Linked DNA regions of Homo sapiens: regions 1, 2, 3 and 4 are each linked to region 5. The links are chromatin contacts, found by Hi-C or POLR2A ChIA-PET in ENCODE. All regions are on one chromosome and are shown on one strand. The core of a region is the stretch at or near the end of the contact, and the rest is flanking DNA. Distances in the headings are between cores, read along the strand shown. Region 1 holds the start of TSNAX-DT (TSNAX divergent transcript). Region 2 holds the start of LGALS8-AS1 (LGALS8 antisense RNA 1). Region 3 holds the start of MTR (5-methyltetrahydrofolate-homocysteine methyltransferase). Region 4 holds the start of HEATR1 (HEAT repeat containing 1). Region 5 holds the start of COA6 (cytochrome c oxidase assembly factor 6).

Region 1 (2,788 bases), core at 69-2,568, 2.8 Mb after region 5:
TTGTGTTTGTTTTGAATTGAGGAATAACTTGTCCAAGTTAATATGCTGAGAAAAGGGGACTGTGAAAATATGTGTATATAGATATGCGAGATTCACTAATAGATACAAGCTCCCACTCTGTGCTAAGTGTTACAGTTAAAACAAAGATACCGTCCCTGTCTTCAAGTCTAGTAGAGGAAACAAATACACACTAAATGAAAATATATTTTAGCATATAACAGATGAGTAAATATTATCAGGTACACAATTCTTGAGTATGTGACATGTCAAATATTAATTAATGTTTACTGTTTCTTGTGTTTAAGTCATGTTTACCTGATTACTAATATTTCTCTTAATGGGACATAAAAGTGAAGGCCTTTGTAATCCAGACTTTTAGGGTACATCTAGCGCCATCACAAAACCTCCAGCTAAAGTTTCACATTAAATTCTTAGGGACTGTTTTCTTGCGCATAACCATGGCTAAATAATTTTGTTCTCTCCCCTTCTTCAACTTACATTGCAGAGAACTTACATTTAAAGGCCAACATCACGGGTGAAGATGAATTAACATCCTTCCCTTCTCTTCTTTGGTTATGTGGGAAATTGTCATGCTTCCTTTTCCTGAACCCTCCTGATCCTTATATAGAGAAGAAAAAAAGAGAGGGATCTTCCATCACCAAGAGTTTGCAAAACACAACATAGACAAACCTACTCCTTGCTTTAAAACCAGATACCCACAGGGCCCTCGCCTTAGAGGCTTTCTCCGCAGACTGACAGAGACGCTGCCCAGGCCTTTCCAAGCAAATCATCCAAGTTTCCACCAACTGGTGCTATGATCTGGCATTACAGCAATTACTGAACTAGGATAAAATCACACCTCAAAAATTTAAGAAAAAAGGAGGTGTAAACAGGGCCGATCTGGCCGGGGAGAGAAACAGAGGGGCCGCCCCCGAGTCTACAAGGGACGAAGGCATCCTTCAAGGGTGAAAAGGGGAAAACTGCATAGAAAGACTGGAGAACCTCCCCCTCCGGATAAATAACGCCCCGTGTTGTTAAGGACGCCACCTTCTTTGTTGCTCATGTCGTCACAGCCTACGGTGAGACGAGCGGAGACTGAAGGACCTGGAGCAAGAGGAGTGCGCGAGGTACAGGCCGAGGGAACCTGGGAAAACAGCCTGCAGAAAAACGCTTTGCAGCCGGGCCGACTACAACGCAGTGGCCGGAAGTCTCCTCTCACGTACTTCCGGCCTGCGTCCGGAGGGGAGGGGAGGCCGTCGCCGCTGGCTCCGCCCACCGCGTGGTCCAAGGACCACCACCCGCCACCGCCGCGCGAGCGTACTATTGCGGCCGCCCTCTGCTGCGCCTGAAGAGAGAGGCGACTCTACAAGCCTCACAGCATGCACTGTTACTAAAAAGACGATGCGTCCTCCTGGACCTGAGATCTGTGTGATCGTGGGAAAGCGACGAAAAACGTACGTAATTTTTTTCTGAAGGCACCTTCGGGACACCTTACCCTTCCCTCAGGGGGGCCCAGCTTCGCGCGCGGTGCTGTGGGGGTTGTAGTTCCTCCGCCGGAGCGGGACCTCCGGTGCCCCGGGCCAGGGATGTGAGAAAGAAGCGAGCCCTCGAGTTTCCTCGGGGCATGTGGGAAGGTTTTTTTCAGGATCCAGGCAGAACCTTACAGAGCTGGGAGTTTTTTAACTTTCCATTCCTGGCAGTGACGCCAGGAGCTTTAAGTGATGGAAATATGCGAGTCAATCAGTGGATGGTGTTAGTACTGTTTTCTCTTATGAAGATCAAGCCTGCCCTTCGGGTCTACTTCCACCTTTTCCCCCTGCCCGTCTCCCACCGTCTCCCTCCTCTCCACTGGCTCTCAGAAGCCGGACAGCCTGTGTTCAACTTGCCTCCACGGAGTGGTTGTGTGACCTTGATGAAGCACGCAACTTCTCTGCCTCAGTTTCCTTATCTGTAACATAGGGATAGAATAGTACCCGCCTTGTAGGGTTATTTGAGGATGAAAGGAGTTAAGTCTCGTGAAAACGCTCTTTCACATATAACTGCTCAATTAAATATTAAATACCATACTCCTCTCCCACCAGGGCTCTCCCAAACAAAATGATAGACAGGTGAGTAATAGCAGCTGTGTTCCACTAAACTGTGGGCATTTCATTATGAGCAGGTGCTGCCACCATATCTAGACTTTGTGCCGCCCCTTAGCCCCAGTGCTTCTCAGCGCTGTGATCCGGTCCCATGTAAGCTTCCGTCAATGTTTGTTGAAGAATCATGTTCCTGGTGTCAGAATAGGTAACTAGATGGCAATTCAGCACCGTCTAGAGAGAAACTCAGGCCAAGGCTTCATAACTGGGGTGCCCTAGGCCTAGTACAGAAAACACAAGTACATTTTAAGCTTTCTCTAAATAACCTCTCTATTGTGGTCATGTGTTGAACACACAGTCTTTTCTCCTTGTTAATTTAGGAACAAAGGAACAGTAAATGGAGTAACTTGGCTAGAATATGGCAGTAACTACAAGGCATGTTCTGCTCTGGCACGAAGGTAACCACCACTCATACCTCTCCAGCCCTGTGAATACGTCAATTGACTAAGCAGATTCCTTGAGGATAAAGTAGGCTCCTGGGGACCTTGCTTGTTGGGCTACTTGCTTTGTGGATGTTAAACAGATAATTCTCATGAGTTTGAGTGACGTCTGATCTACCAGTATTCCCCCTACTCTGATTAGAAATGACTTGACCATGCCAAAAAGAATAAAAGACAGCTCTGATACAAATGTAGCCATTTTAATGTGAC
Region 2 (2,700 bases), core at 2-2,501, 2.2 Mb before region 5:
AATACATCAGTAGAAAATTTCTAACATGGAATTTATTATTAAAAATACTAAAATAGGCCAGGCATGGTGGCTCACACCTGTAATCCCAGCACTTTGGGAGGCCAAGGCGGGTGGATCACCTGAGGTTCAGGAGTTAGAGACCAGCCTGACCAATATGGTGAAATCCCATCCCTACTAAAAATACAAAAATTAGCCAGACGTAGTGGCATGCACCTGTAGTCCCAGCTACTCAGGAGGCTGAGACAGGAGAATTGCTTGAACCTGGGAGACGGAGGTTGAAGTGAGCCGAGATTGTGCCACTGCACTCCAGCCTGGGCAACAGAACGAGACTCCATCTCAAAAAAAAAAAAAAATTTAATTAATTAATGGTAAATACTAATCAAACAGTCCCGTACAATTACCAGAGGTATTCATTTAGATTTTCATTTCCATAAAATGAGAATTACAGTATTCACATCATTGGTTTGTTCTGAGGATTGAGTTAATAAAACAGCGAAAGAGTAAGCGCTATGTTAGCTATTATTATTGTGAATAGAAAGAATTGCTCTTCCTCCTCCAATTTAAACAAATCAAAGTAGGGAAAAATCCAATACTTTTAATACTATTAAGATACGGTTTTCTCTGTTGCTTAAAAAAATAATAATCACAGGGCAGGGGAGTGTTGGAAAGCATCAGCCACATTTTTTAAGATAAAAGCACTCATGGACACTACACTACATTTAATAGCTCCAGGAAAAACTCGACTTTAAGCAGAACTAAAGGGGAAATGAAACCAGAGCTTCCTGTATTTTACTTCCAGCAATTCTGTCATTATACTGCACACCAACAATACACACCGATCAAATCTATCACTTTTTCTTTATTAAGAAAAAAAACTGTATCCCTCTTGGTTTACCACCTAAATATAGCCCCATGTCATTAACTTAATTCGTTAGTCAAAACCTCAAAACTCTGGCTCCGTGACTCAATTCAGGAAGTAAGAACAAGAGCAAAAAGAATGGATGCCGAGTTGCCATACACATGTATAATAACAAGCCAGTGACCCAATTTAAGCCATCTGCTTGCATTAAATCACGCAACCCCCGAAGTATCCCCAGGGACAGGTCCCGCCAGCATGAACACTTCGTATGCATCACAAGCAGCCATCACTTAAGTTTCACGTACGGTCAAAGGAAGTCACATGACTTGCGCTTTGCAATGTTTAACACTGCAGTCAAATGACTCGGCATCCTAAAGAGCGTGTTAGAGGCAGGGAACGCAATGGAGGTCACTCCACTGTCACTACAAATTCCGGGAAGGAAACTTCCCCAGATTCCTCCACTTGGAGGTGGCGCTCGGCCTCAGGCTAGGAGGGAACAGGTGAGAAAGCAGCCCAGGTGGGGTGGGTTTGCAGCGAGGAGACACCCCAGGGCAAACAGCCTGACCCCAGCCAGGGATGTCCAAGAAAGGCCGCGACTCCTGATAATCCCTTATGCCCCGGAGCGCCTCGCCTGCAGAGGCAGCGTCCCCGCCACCCAGCCCCGGCTCTGCCGCGGTGAGGACCGGCGGGTCGGGGTGGACTGGACACTGTCCCACCCATCAAATGGTGATTTAGGAGCCGTGACATCCGAATGCCATCCTCCACTGGCGAGACCCTCAGAGCAGCCACGCCTCTAGCGACTGCCCCGCCACCCGAGGCCGGGGGTCGCGCGACTCACCCAAAGACTGGTGTTTCAGGCGCTCCACGGAGCAGGTTGTTTGTCAGCAGCTAAGTGCCGTCAGGGTTCCCGGCTCTGGCGTCCGTGGGCGGCTACGGGAAGCGACAGGAGTCAGTCCTCGTTCACTTCCCGGCTCGCGCGCCTCACTGCTGTGGTCTCCCCACCCTCCCCGCGCCCCGCCTTCTGTGTCTGGGGCGTCCCTGGCGGCTCTGCTGGGTTTTGGACAGGGACCCGCCGCTGATCGCCACCCAGCTCGGCCTCCTGCACAGCCTCTGGAGCCTTGGACCGCGACTGGCTTGCTGTGGGACGAGCACAGAGGGATAAGGACAAAGAATGTGTCCTGGGTGGATCTGGCTGCCTTTGCCCGGAAGGCGGAGTGGGGTGGGAGGTGGTAGGAAAATGGGAAGGAAAGAAAAGAAAGGTGGGCCGACGTCCACCTGGCTGTTCCAGGCCTCCAGGTCTAGGAGGGAGGGCGCTCGGGGCTGGGACTTTTCAGGACCAGGGTGGTCACCGCACAGGCCCCGCCTGCCTGGACCAAGCGCTGGCCTTCCCGGGGCGCCCAGGTCCACGGGGTCAACGCCAGGGTTTTCTCAGCTTCCTCGTCTGCCTCGGATCCAAGTCCAGACAGTGCCAGAAGAGACTTGGAGGCGCTGCTTTTTGACAGTACACACCTCTGTATGCAGGTGAAACGGTGGGGGAAGGGTTCAGTACGCTGGACTGTGCCCAGCCCAAGCTCCCCATCCGTTAGTGATAACTTGGACTCGCAGCCACTCCGCGTCACTCGCCAGTTATCCTGCGTGTGGGTGTTTTCTCCAAATTGGACACTTAGGGAACAGTTTAAGCAGTATGGAGCACAATTCTGTGCCTATTAGATGCTCTTAAATACCCGACTTCTCAGGGCCCTACACTGACTGATAGTTTGACCTATTGGCTGTAAACACACCAGCCAGAAATACAAATAAAGTTAAACAAAGTCATGTCAGCCACTTGGAATGGCTGGCTG
Region 3 (2,700 bases), core at 100-2,599, 2.4 Mb before region 5:
TATCAGTCCCGTTATCAGAACCCAAGAATCAAGAGAGTCACCGGTTAACCTCTGATAAATTTCCTTGTGCGTTACGAATTTAGTATTCCCCCTCTTCCTGAAGCTAAACATCCCCACTATGTGATAGGATATTTACTGTTTTGTACTTATCACTAATTCTCGTTTCTACATCTCCTCACCCGTTTTTACGGGTGTATTTGTCCTCAAATTATAATCAGGCATGACCTTAGAGATCTAGAGCTCGTTATAAAGCTAACATTACGTTCAGTTCTCGTGCTAAACTAGCTTTTTCTCACTGTTGATCCCAGGGCCACCAACATCAGAATCGCTTGAAATTACTACCTCCCATTTCGGTATCTGGAGGTGGGGTCTGCTCATCTATTTTAACATAGTGAGTCTATGCATATTGCAGTTTTGCAGCAGCGTGCGTAGAAGCAGAAAATAAAAAGTTCCATGTAGTAGTTTTAAATAGTTCTCTGAGTTTCCTCGTCTGTCTCTCCGCGCCTGAACTTTCTTTCGCAGTAGGTGCGCAATACATATTTACGAATAAGCGTCACACCATGCAAAAAAAAAAACTTCCAGAGGGCCCAGCTGGTTTATGCTGCGTGGAACTGGAAAGTTTAGTTACTGTGACGTTAAGAATGTGTTTCGGGGGCGAGGGGAGGACGCTTTTTGCAGGTTTTGATGGCTTGCCTGGGGAGAAAGAGGTGAAGGTCGGACAAAGAGTGGAGCAAAACACGTAGCCCTCCGGGCTCCTGCGCTAAGTTCTAAAGGTGCCGCCCACACGCGGGGAAACACCGCCGGGCGTCTCCCGCCGCAGAAGGGAATCGCCCCAGGGATTAGGAGGCCACAGCACGAGTTAAGAAACACAACCCAACCACGCAGACGGGGTCGCAGCGTTACCGGGTTGCGACAGGTCTTGGAGCGCGGGTGACATGTTGTCGAGTCTCCTCCTTGCGCAGAGGGCGCGGCAGAGAAGACGTGCTCTCCACAGGTGACGACGGCCAAGGGCCACGCCAGCCAGCGCCAGGCGAGCCTGCCACACAAGGCCCGGGTCTTTTGACGCCTCCCGTTGGCTCGCGTCGCGGGGGGACTGCGGACCCCGAAAGCCCGCAGCGCCCTAGGGCCTCTCTCGGGGCTGGGCGCGGCAACTGCTGGAGCACGTGCTTTCTTCCCGGGTACCCGGCCAGTCCTTGGTGTCGGCCTAGCAGCCAGACACGCGCGGCCAGAGGCGGAGTCGCGGGACGGCACGGAAAAGGACCCAAGAGAAAACCGGCAGAGGAGGACGACGTGACATCCGGCTCTGAGCCCCGCAGACATTTAGAACCTTTCAGAGCGCGGTTAGTTCTGCGCTCAATCTATCCTCGGCGTGGGAGGTCCCGCCCCTTCCGGCCTGTGATTGGTCTGCCCGAGCTCCTCGCAGCCGCATTGGCTGTCAATATCAACCAATCACCTGCTGTTTAGCCCCGGGGCTCTCTGGGAGATGTAGTCCCGCTCCCCAGTTTCCCGCGGGAGCTTTTCGCGTCTCTGTGTGCCCAGGATCCGGAAGTGTAAGCCTAAGTGGCCCCTCTAAGGAAAAGTCACAGCGCCAAGTTCGTGCTGATCTCGACACGCTGTGTGGTGTCGAGCCTGAAATTTTAGTTCCGTTTTGCTGTTGACTTGCGCTGGGCAAGACAGTTAACCTCTCAGTCTCCACACTCTACAAACAAGAATGATAGGATGGTAGTAATTAGAATTTTTTAGGGTTGTAGTAGGCGTTAAATGAGATCGTTTGACCGCGCTATGAAAACTCTGAATTACCATATGGGGGTGTTAATTGTAACTTATTGACAGTAAACATATATTGAGCACCTACTATGTGTCAGGCATTGGGGCACACACTTGGAATGCAAAATCAGACAAGCTACATCGCACCCTCACGTCCTTGGAGGAGGAACTCACAACCTAGTTAGATTAATAATTGAACAGGGAAAAAAGAACCACATACATTTTAAAAGAGCTAGAGTATTCAAAGGGGCCAGGGAAAGGTTTCAAAGAAGAATCTGGGTCCTGAAGGAAGAGTGGTACCAGGTAAGGTTGTTCCAGTCAGGAGAAGCTCCCTGTGTACAACACAGCACTTTAGGGAATTCTAAAATAAAGGGCAGCTCTGTAAGGCCGAGCATGGTAGATGTGAGAAAAAGCAAATTCATCTAGAAAAATCTCTGTAAGGCTGAGCATGGTAGATGTAAGGAAAAGCAAATGCATCCAGAAAAATAAAAACTATAACCAAATTATGACATTTACTAAGCTTTAAAAAAGGCACAAATTTGCATGCCATTCTCATTTTATTGTATGTAATTATACCTCAATTTTGAAGATTTGAAAAATTATTATAATGCGTATCACATTCTTACCAAGACCATCTTACCAAAGATGGTCTTACTTGGAAGGTGGGGGGAATGGAGTAGGTGAGAGAGAATGCAACAAAGAAGGGAGGGAGGAATGAGATGGCCCTAAATAGCCAAAAATCTTAAGATTATAAGGGCTAGGGTGAGAGTAGGTGAGGGATAAACGACTACACATTGGGTGCAGTGTCCACTGCCTAGGTGATGGGTGCACCAAACTCTCAAATCACCACTAAAGAACTTATTCATGTAACCAAACACCACCTGCTCCCCAAAAACCTATTGAAATAAATAAGTTAAAAAAAAAGAAGAAGAA
Region 4 (2,739 bases), core at 216-2,715, 2.2 Mb before region 5:
CTGCAAGGCACTCAACACCACATGAAAAGAAGATTATTAACAGTCAGTAGAAATACTAATAACTGAAGAAAATATTTGGTTGTTTTAAATGCTTTTAAAGCAAACCAACAACAAAAGATTCTGTTTGTAAATGGGAGAGAATCTGCATGAGGTATAGACAACCAGGGCCTCCAAATTTGTAGCTGTGTTTCTGACATTCTCCAGGGAAGACGGTTACAGAAAGACTTGACCCCCTGGCCCCGCAGAGCTCTTCAGAGAAATTAATGCATCCAGAAAAGACAGAGCATCAGATCTCACTCCTTCGTCTGGAAGACGTCAGTTCATCCTAGTTCTAGCGCATACCGGTGTTTTGGAAACAGATTAGCTATATTCATACATAAGGATACTCTTCCGCAACACTATCTGTAGTGAGGCCAAGACCAGTGGTTGCGGGAATCTTCGCAAACAGGCAAGAGACAATTTTTAGGGGCGATGGAAACTGTCATTTTGACTGGGGAGGTCATTACACCTATACATGCATTTGCTAAAAGTCATCAAACTCTTCCACTGACGTGGGTGTAACCATTGTTTGTAAATTATACCTCAACAGGATTCGATTAATTTATTTATTGAGACAGTCTCGCTCTGTGGAGTGCAGTGGTGCAATCTTGGCCCACTGCAACCTCCGACTCCCGGGTTCCAGCGATTCTTCTGTCTCAGCTTTCCTAGTAGCTGGGATTACAGGCGCCCGCCACCACGTCCGGCTAATTCTTTTATTTTTAGTAGAGACGGGGTTTCGCTATGTTGGCCAGGCTGGTCCCGAACTCCTGACCTCAGGTGATCAGCTCGCCTGAGCTTCCCAAAGTGCTCGGATTACAGGCCGCGCCTGACTATGATTCGTTTTGAAAGAAAAAAATATATGCCATTTACCCCTCGGGAATGGAAACATAGAGGAGTGACAAGATCTCCCCCAAGCTCTGGGGCGGTGGAGTCCAGCATTTATAGATCGGTTTGCACTAGGAGCAGAAGCTCCTTTCACGACAATCTCGGCCTCTTCCCACTTTGTAGAGTGAGTAACAAGCTCGGAGAGATGAAATAATTTGGTGGCGTTAACCCGGCCGACAGGCGCCAGCGCCAGGATTTGAACCCAAACCACGTGACTTCACAACCCATAGCTTTCAACACTACGCGGTGCTGCTGGCACCTAGTAAAGGCTGGATCACTACTGAATGAATGATTCTGGCTACGGATCCTTAAAGCCCACAGAAGGCCCATCCAGAGACCGAAAGCTTCAGACACAAGCCGCAGAGCAGACCGCTAAACCGGAGCTACAGAGGCGAAGCTCAGACTTGAGCCTGAGTCCGGCGGGCTGAGGGGCGGGCTTTCGTCTCGGGAGGCGGAGCTGTCTCGTCGCATTCCCGGCAAGCTTGAACCTCTTCACTTGCCGTAGCGCCTGCAGCAGGAAGTTGCTCTACAGCATGCCTTAGGTTTCCGGGTGAGGGTTGGGCTCCTTGGTACCATGTGGGAAGCGCTGTGAAGAGTTGTTGCCTTCCAAGATATACCCAAATTCCCAGTTCCAGGTAAGCGGCACAGAGCCGCTTGATGTGGCTGCGGATGGGGGCGGCATATCGAGGGAGGGTAAGAGTTTTCCGGATATCTGCGGAATCAGGGTTGAAGGAAAGCCTTGGCGCGGTCGCCGCTACTGTAATTAGTTGTTAACGCTGCTGCCATCGTCTTTGCATCTCCGGGGTCCACAAATCTCAGGACACCCGCGTTGTGTGTCCATGACGGTGCTGAGTGCAGAAGAGAATTGTTTGTTTACGAGGCGCCTTATAATTTCGTAGAAACTTATCAAAGTGCTTACGTTTTTTTAGCCCGTGTCATTAAAACTCCGCTGGCGTGAAAGATGACGTCCTTAGCCCAGCAGCTGCAACGACTCGCCCTCCCTCAAAGTGATGCCAGCCTCTTATCTAGAGATGAAGTTGCTTCTTTGTTATTTGACCCTAAGGAAGCGGCCACAATCGACAGGGACACCGCCTTCGCCATTGGTGAGCCATCTTTTAACTTAGAAAAGCTCTTGGAAGCGTTTGTTTTCTGGATGTTACTGTTTTTTTTTTTTCCCCTTGTTTTCTCTTCTGTCCCGTCCTCTTCCTTAGCAGTTTCTAGCATGTTGATGTATATTTTTAAGGGAAAGAGAACATAACAGTCAGGTGCTTGGTGCTTGAAATGTTTATGAGTAGAGGTATCTGGATTTCACAGATGAAGAAACAAAATTAGAGAGGTCAACTAATATGTCAAAGAGAAGAACAGCTAAAAGGGGGATGGAGGCAGTGACTGGGGTGACGGAGAAGTCCTCTCAGAGGACTGGCCTAGTTATTGTAGGGGATATCCAAAAAAAAAAAAAAAAAAGTGTTCCCTGCCACGAAGTACTTTCTGTTCTAGTAGATGAGATAGGATTTACTCTAAAAGTTGAAAACTAGAAATCAGTGTTTGGGACTGTATTATAAATTATATGTACTTAAAGAATTCAGAAACTTCTTAGGGGTAAGTAAAACTGTAAAAGAGGGGTGGGATGAATTTGCTTACGAAGAATTGTTAAATAAACTGGCCTTTTTTGAAATTTAGGATGTACTGGCCTGGAAGAGTTGCTTGGAATTGATCCTTCCTTTGAGCAGTTTGAAGCACCGTTGTTCAGTCAGCTAGCAAAAACCTTGGAGCGAAGTGTTCAGACCAAAGCAGTAAACAAACAGTTGGATGAAA
Region 5 (2,700 bases), core at 1-2,500:
CTGCCCAAGATTAAATACTACCCCTTCAGAAGATCCTGGAAAAGTCTACCAGTGAAATGAACTGGAATTTTTTGGTTACTGTTCATATGTTTGTTGTGTTTTTCGATGCTCTTTAATGTGTCAGTTGACATTCTCCAAAGATCTAGCTGATGTAAGTGCGTCAAATAAGGCTGAATTACCAGGCAAGGTTTTCTCTGCGCCTCAAAGAAACTGTTAATTGACATGCCTCAGAGAGCGCTTCATGTCAGCCTACCACTCACAGTATAAGCTCGATGTATCTTAACAGGGAAGAGAAACACATCAAAGTGTGACTTACCCACTGTTGGGGACAACTTGATTCGAAAGAGCTTCTTAACTTCTTGCATTGAGAAGCATCCTCTAAGTTCTCATCTAAACACTTCCAGTACTCATCCCGGGCCCCCCAGCAGACCTGTCTTTCCTTCATAGATGGGGCTGCCATTCCTACTGCGATGAAGCTGTTGGCCAAAATAATATTTGAGATTAACAATGAACTTTGTAATCTGAAGAGAAGATAAGGAAAGAGGAAAACCGTCAATCTCCTCTTCCTTTAAAACTAAAAAAAAAAAAAAAAACAAAAACAAAACAAAACCATGCTTAGGGATTTTGATGAGGCAACTGAACCCAATCAGTTCTCAGTGGCAGCATAAGGCCACCCGCTCTTGAGGCTTATCTCACACTGTGTGATTTGATCCCTGCTGGGGCGGCAGCGTGGGCTCAGAAAGCCCGGCTGAGAACTGTGGTTCTGTCCCAGTCGCTTAGGGCAGCTCATTTATTCTCTCCGAGCCCGTTTCCCACCAGTAAAGCGGGGACAGCAGTGCCTAGTTTACAGGGTTACTGTTCGAACCTAAGCGCTGTAGAAACAGGTGTGTGGGGGCCACAATCACCAAGCAGGCGATTGGAGTGCCACCCCGTTTTGCACAAGAGGAACCCGCGGCTCGGGGACAGTAAGGGACCTCCCGGGCCCATAGTCCACGCGCGCCCCACCCGGACCCATCAGCAAGCCGACCTCTCTGCCCGCCCACGTCCGGCTTCCTTTCGATGTCGACGGGAGGAAACTGTCACGCAGGCCACCAACCGGCGGTGGAGGGCGCGGTGCCGAGTCCTGCCACTGCAGGGTCGCCCCGCTGGCTCAAGCTCTAGAAGCGTAGACCTCCCCAGCCGCAAAAAGCAACTCACGCGGCGAAACCGCGGACTCTTTTGACCCTTCCGAGCTACCATTTACTTTCCATAGAGGGGCGGGACTTCCTGTTTCGCTTTTATCTGTAAGACCGACTTCCGGCCTTCAAGGGCAAGAGGGGTATATACGTATATATCATCGCACGGTGTGTCCCGGAAGGCTTGATATGCTAGTCCCGCGGGACAAGGCGAGCCGAGGAGTTTGTGTGGAAGTTTGCATCTGAGAGTGCGAGAGCTGGACGGAGTGTTACAGAGCCGCGATGCCTTCTCGTTTTGTTTTGTTTTGTTTTTGATACAGTGTCTCGCTCTTCCGCCCAGTCTCGAGTGCAGTGGTGAGAACACGGCTTACTGCAGCCTCAAAATCCTGGACCCAAAAGATCCTCCCACCTCAGCCTGCCTCCCAGGTAGCTGGGACTACAGGCGCACAACACCATCGCTTCTTGGATTAAAAGAAAAGGATGAAACGGGCCCCAGAAAGAGGCGGTGACGTCCCAGAACCCATGGCAGGGGAGTTGGGAAAATAAATATTTGTATTGTTTTAATCTCCCTTGTGGCTTTTTTTAACCCCCGAAACAGCAAGGTATTTTTAAAAGGGATGAAGAGAGTTGCTTCAAATGTTTTGAGACGTTGTTATTTTTAATATGTGAGTGAATATCTTAGAAACAAAATGAACAAGAAATAAAAATTTTAGAAAATATATGAGTTAATCTCTCAGCAGAGTCTTTATTAAAAAGCATGTTTATGGTCAGTCATCTGGCACCCCGTTCTCTTAATAGATCCCATCTGCTCCATCATCTAGTTCTAAAACATTTATATAAGATGCAATTTACAATTTTGCACTCAGTGCAGTTTGATCCATTCCAAATTCAATATATGCAGACTTTTCCGGGTGGCGATGTGAGGCTACGTACCACCAAATATGTGTTCTGCAATATAGAAAGTATTTCCCCCATAGTTAATGCACTCTCATAGTGGAGTTACTTTAGCTTTACCAGAGCCACCCCCTTCTTTTACATCATGTCTATTGACGTCAGTTTACATATAGATATCTTTTAAATATGACTGATGGGATATAAAAGGAATGAAAGGAAAGAGTCTTAGATGACTTCTGAGTCTAAAAAGGAAATGTGTTTTAAATTTAAAATTTATAAGTACCTAATGAAAAATACATATGAAACAAAGTGAAGTGACAGAATTACAAAGAAAAAAAATGCCTGGTCATATTGGGTAATTTTAACAGGACTTTCTCACTAATCGTTAAGACTAGCAAGAGAAAAGTTAAGGATATAGGAAACGTGAATAACATGATGTAAAAATGACGCAATTAATATGTACAGAACAACACGACCAAAATCAGAATGTACAGTTTTTTGAAAGCAGACACATCACCACAGTCAACCACATACTTAGTTATAAAGCAACTCAAGAAATTTTGAAAATTGAAATAATTGTCATTTTTTACTACAGTGCATTTAAGATAGAAATCAATAAAGAACTGTAAAA

Evidence for each region. Hi-C counts contacts between places; a loop is a spot of excess contacts on that map. ChIA-PET counts read pairs that join two places held with the same protein, here RNA polymerase II (POLR2A). Pooled maps may share reads with other maps.
Region 1: a map of CD8-positive, alpha-beta T cell shows a loop between it and region 5 (11-fold over the local background). The contact joins the promoter of TSNAX-DT here to the promoter of COA6 in region 5. A Hi-C loop is called at or near these places in 2 of 168 maps with a recorded cell type or tissue (CD8-positive, alpha-beta T cell and gastrocnemius medialis), 1 of 37 single-sample maps with no recorded cell type and 11 of 50 pooled maps.
Region 2: a loop to region 5 is called in a map of B cell, with 8 times the contacts of the local background. The contact joins the promoter of LGALS8-AS1 here to the promoter of COA6 in region 5. A Hi-C loop is called at or near these places in 2 of 168 maps with a recorded cell type or tissue (B cell and naive thymus-derived CD4-positive, alpha-beta T cell) and 7 of 50 pooled maps.
Region 3: a map of B cell shows a loop between it and region 5 (25-fold over the local background). The contact joins the promoter of MTR here to the promoter of COA6 in region 5. A Hi-C loop is called at or near these places in 8 of 168 maps with a recorded cell type or tissue (B cell, CD4-positive, alpha-beta T cell, CD4-positive, alpha-beta memory T cell and 4 more), 3 of 37 single-sample maps with no recorded cell type and 16 of 50 pooled maps. POLR2A ChIA-PET finds 5 or more read pairs at or near these places in 2 of 52 experiments (CD4-positive, alpha-beta memory T cell and CD8-positive, alpha-beta memory T cell).
Region 4: a loop to region 5 is called in a pooled map, with 15 times the contacts of the local background. The contact joins the promoter of HEATR1 here to the promoter of COA6 in region 5. A Hi-C loop is called at or near these places in 9 of 50 pooled maps. POLR2A ChIA-PET finds 5 or more read pairs at or near these places in 2 of 52 experiments (A549 and HEK293).

What each region holds. Positions count from the first base shown.
Region 1 is chr1:231,527,086-231,529,873 of GRCh38, reverse strand. TSNAX-DT (TSNAX divergent transcript) reads left to right here and starts at 1,318. Exons shown (of 3, transcript NR_173106.1): 1 at 1,318-1,454; 2 at 2,459-2,536. TSNAX (translin associated factor X) reads right to left here and starts at 1,205. Exons shown (of 6, transcript NM_005999.3): 1 at 1,048-1,205; 2 at 515-619. The coding sequence starts at 1,063. It overlaps TSNAX-DISC1 (TSNAX-DISC1 readthrough (NMD candidate)), which reads right to left and starts at 1,221. Exons shown (of 16, transcript NR_028393.1): 1 at 1,048-1,221; 2 at 515-619. RefSeq lists enhancers at 449-1,648, 1,117-1,938.
Region 2 is chr1:236,523,059-236,525,758 of GRCh38, reverse strand. It overlaps LGALS8-AS1 (LGALS8 antisense RNA 1), which reads left to right and starts at 1,251. Exons shown (of 1, transcript NR_034040.1): 1 at 1,251-2,690. It overlaps LGALS8 (galectin 8), which reads right to left and starts at 1,777. Exons shown (of 10, transcript NM_201544.4): 1 at 1,698-1,777. RefSeq lists a silencer at 1,435-1,484.
Region 3 is chr1:236,793,941-236,796,640 of GRCh38, reverse strand. It overlaps MTR (5-methyltetrahydrofolate-homocysteine methyltransferase), which reads right to left and starts at 1,349. Exons shown (of 33, transcript NM_000254.3): 1 at 904-1,349. The coding sequence starts at 937. RefSeq lists enhancers at 744-933, 1,034-1,323.
Region 4 is chr1:236,603,242-236,605,980 of GRCh38, reverse strand. It overlaps HEATR1 (HEAT repeat containing 1), which reads left to right and starts at 1,465. Exons shown (of 45, transcript NM_018072.6): 1 at 1,465-1,559; 2 at 1,854-2,027; 3 at 2,605-2,739. The coding sequence starts at 1,886. RefSeq lists an enhancer at 1,265-1,524.
Region 5 is chr1:234,372,006-234,374,705 of GRCh38, reverse strand. It overlaps COA6 (cytochrome c oxidase assembly factor 6), which reads right to left and starts at 1,250. Exons shown (of 3, transcript NM_001206641.3): 1 at 1,028-1,250; 2 at 317-476. The coding sequence starts at 1,239. It overlaps COA6-AS1 (COA6 antisense RNA 1), which reads left to right and starts at 1,113. Exons shown (of 2, transcript NR_125961.1): 1 at 1,113-1,283; 2 at 1,496-1,899. RefSeq lists enhancers at 867-1,416, 1,238-2,062.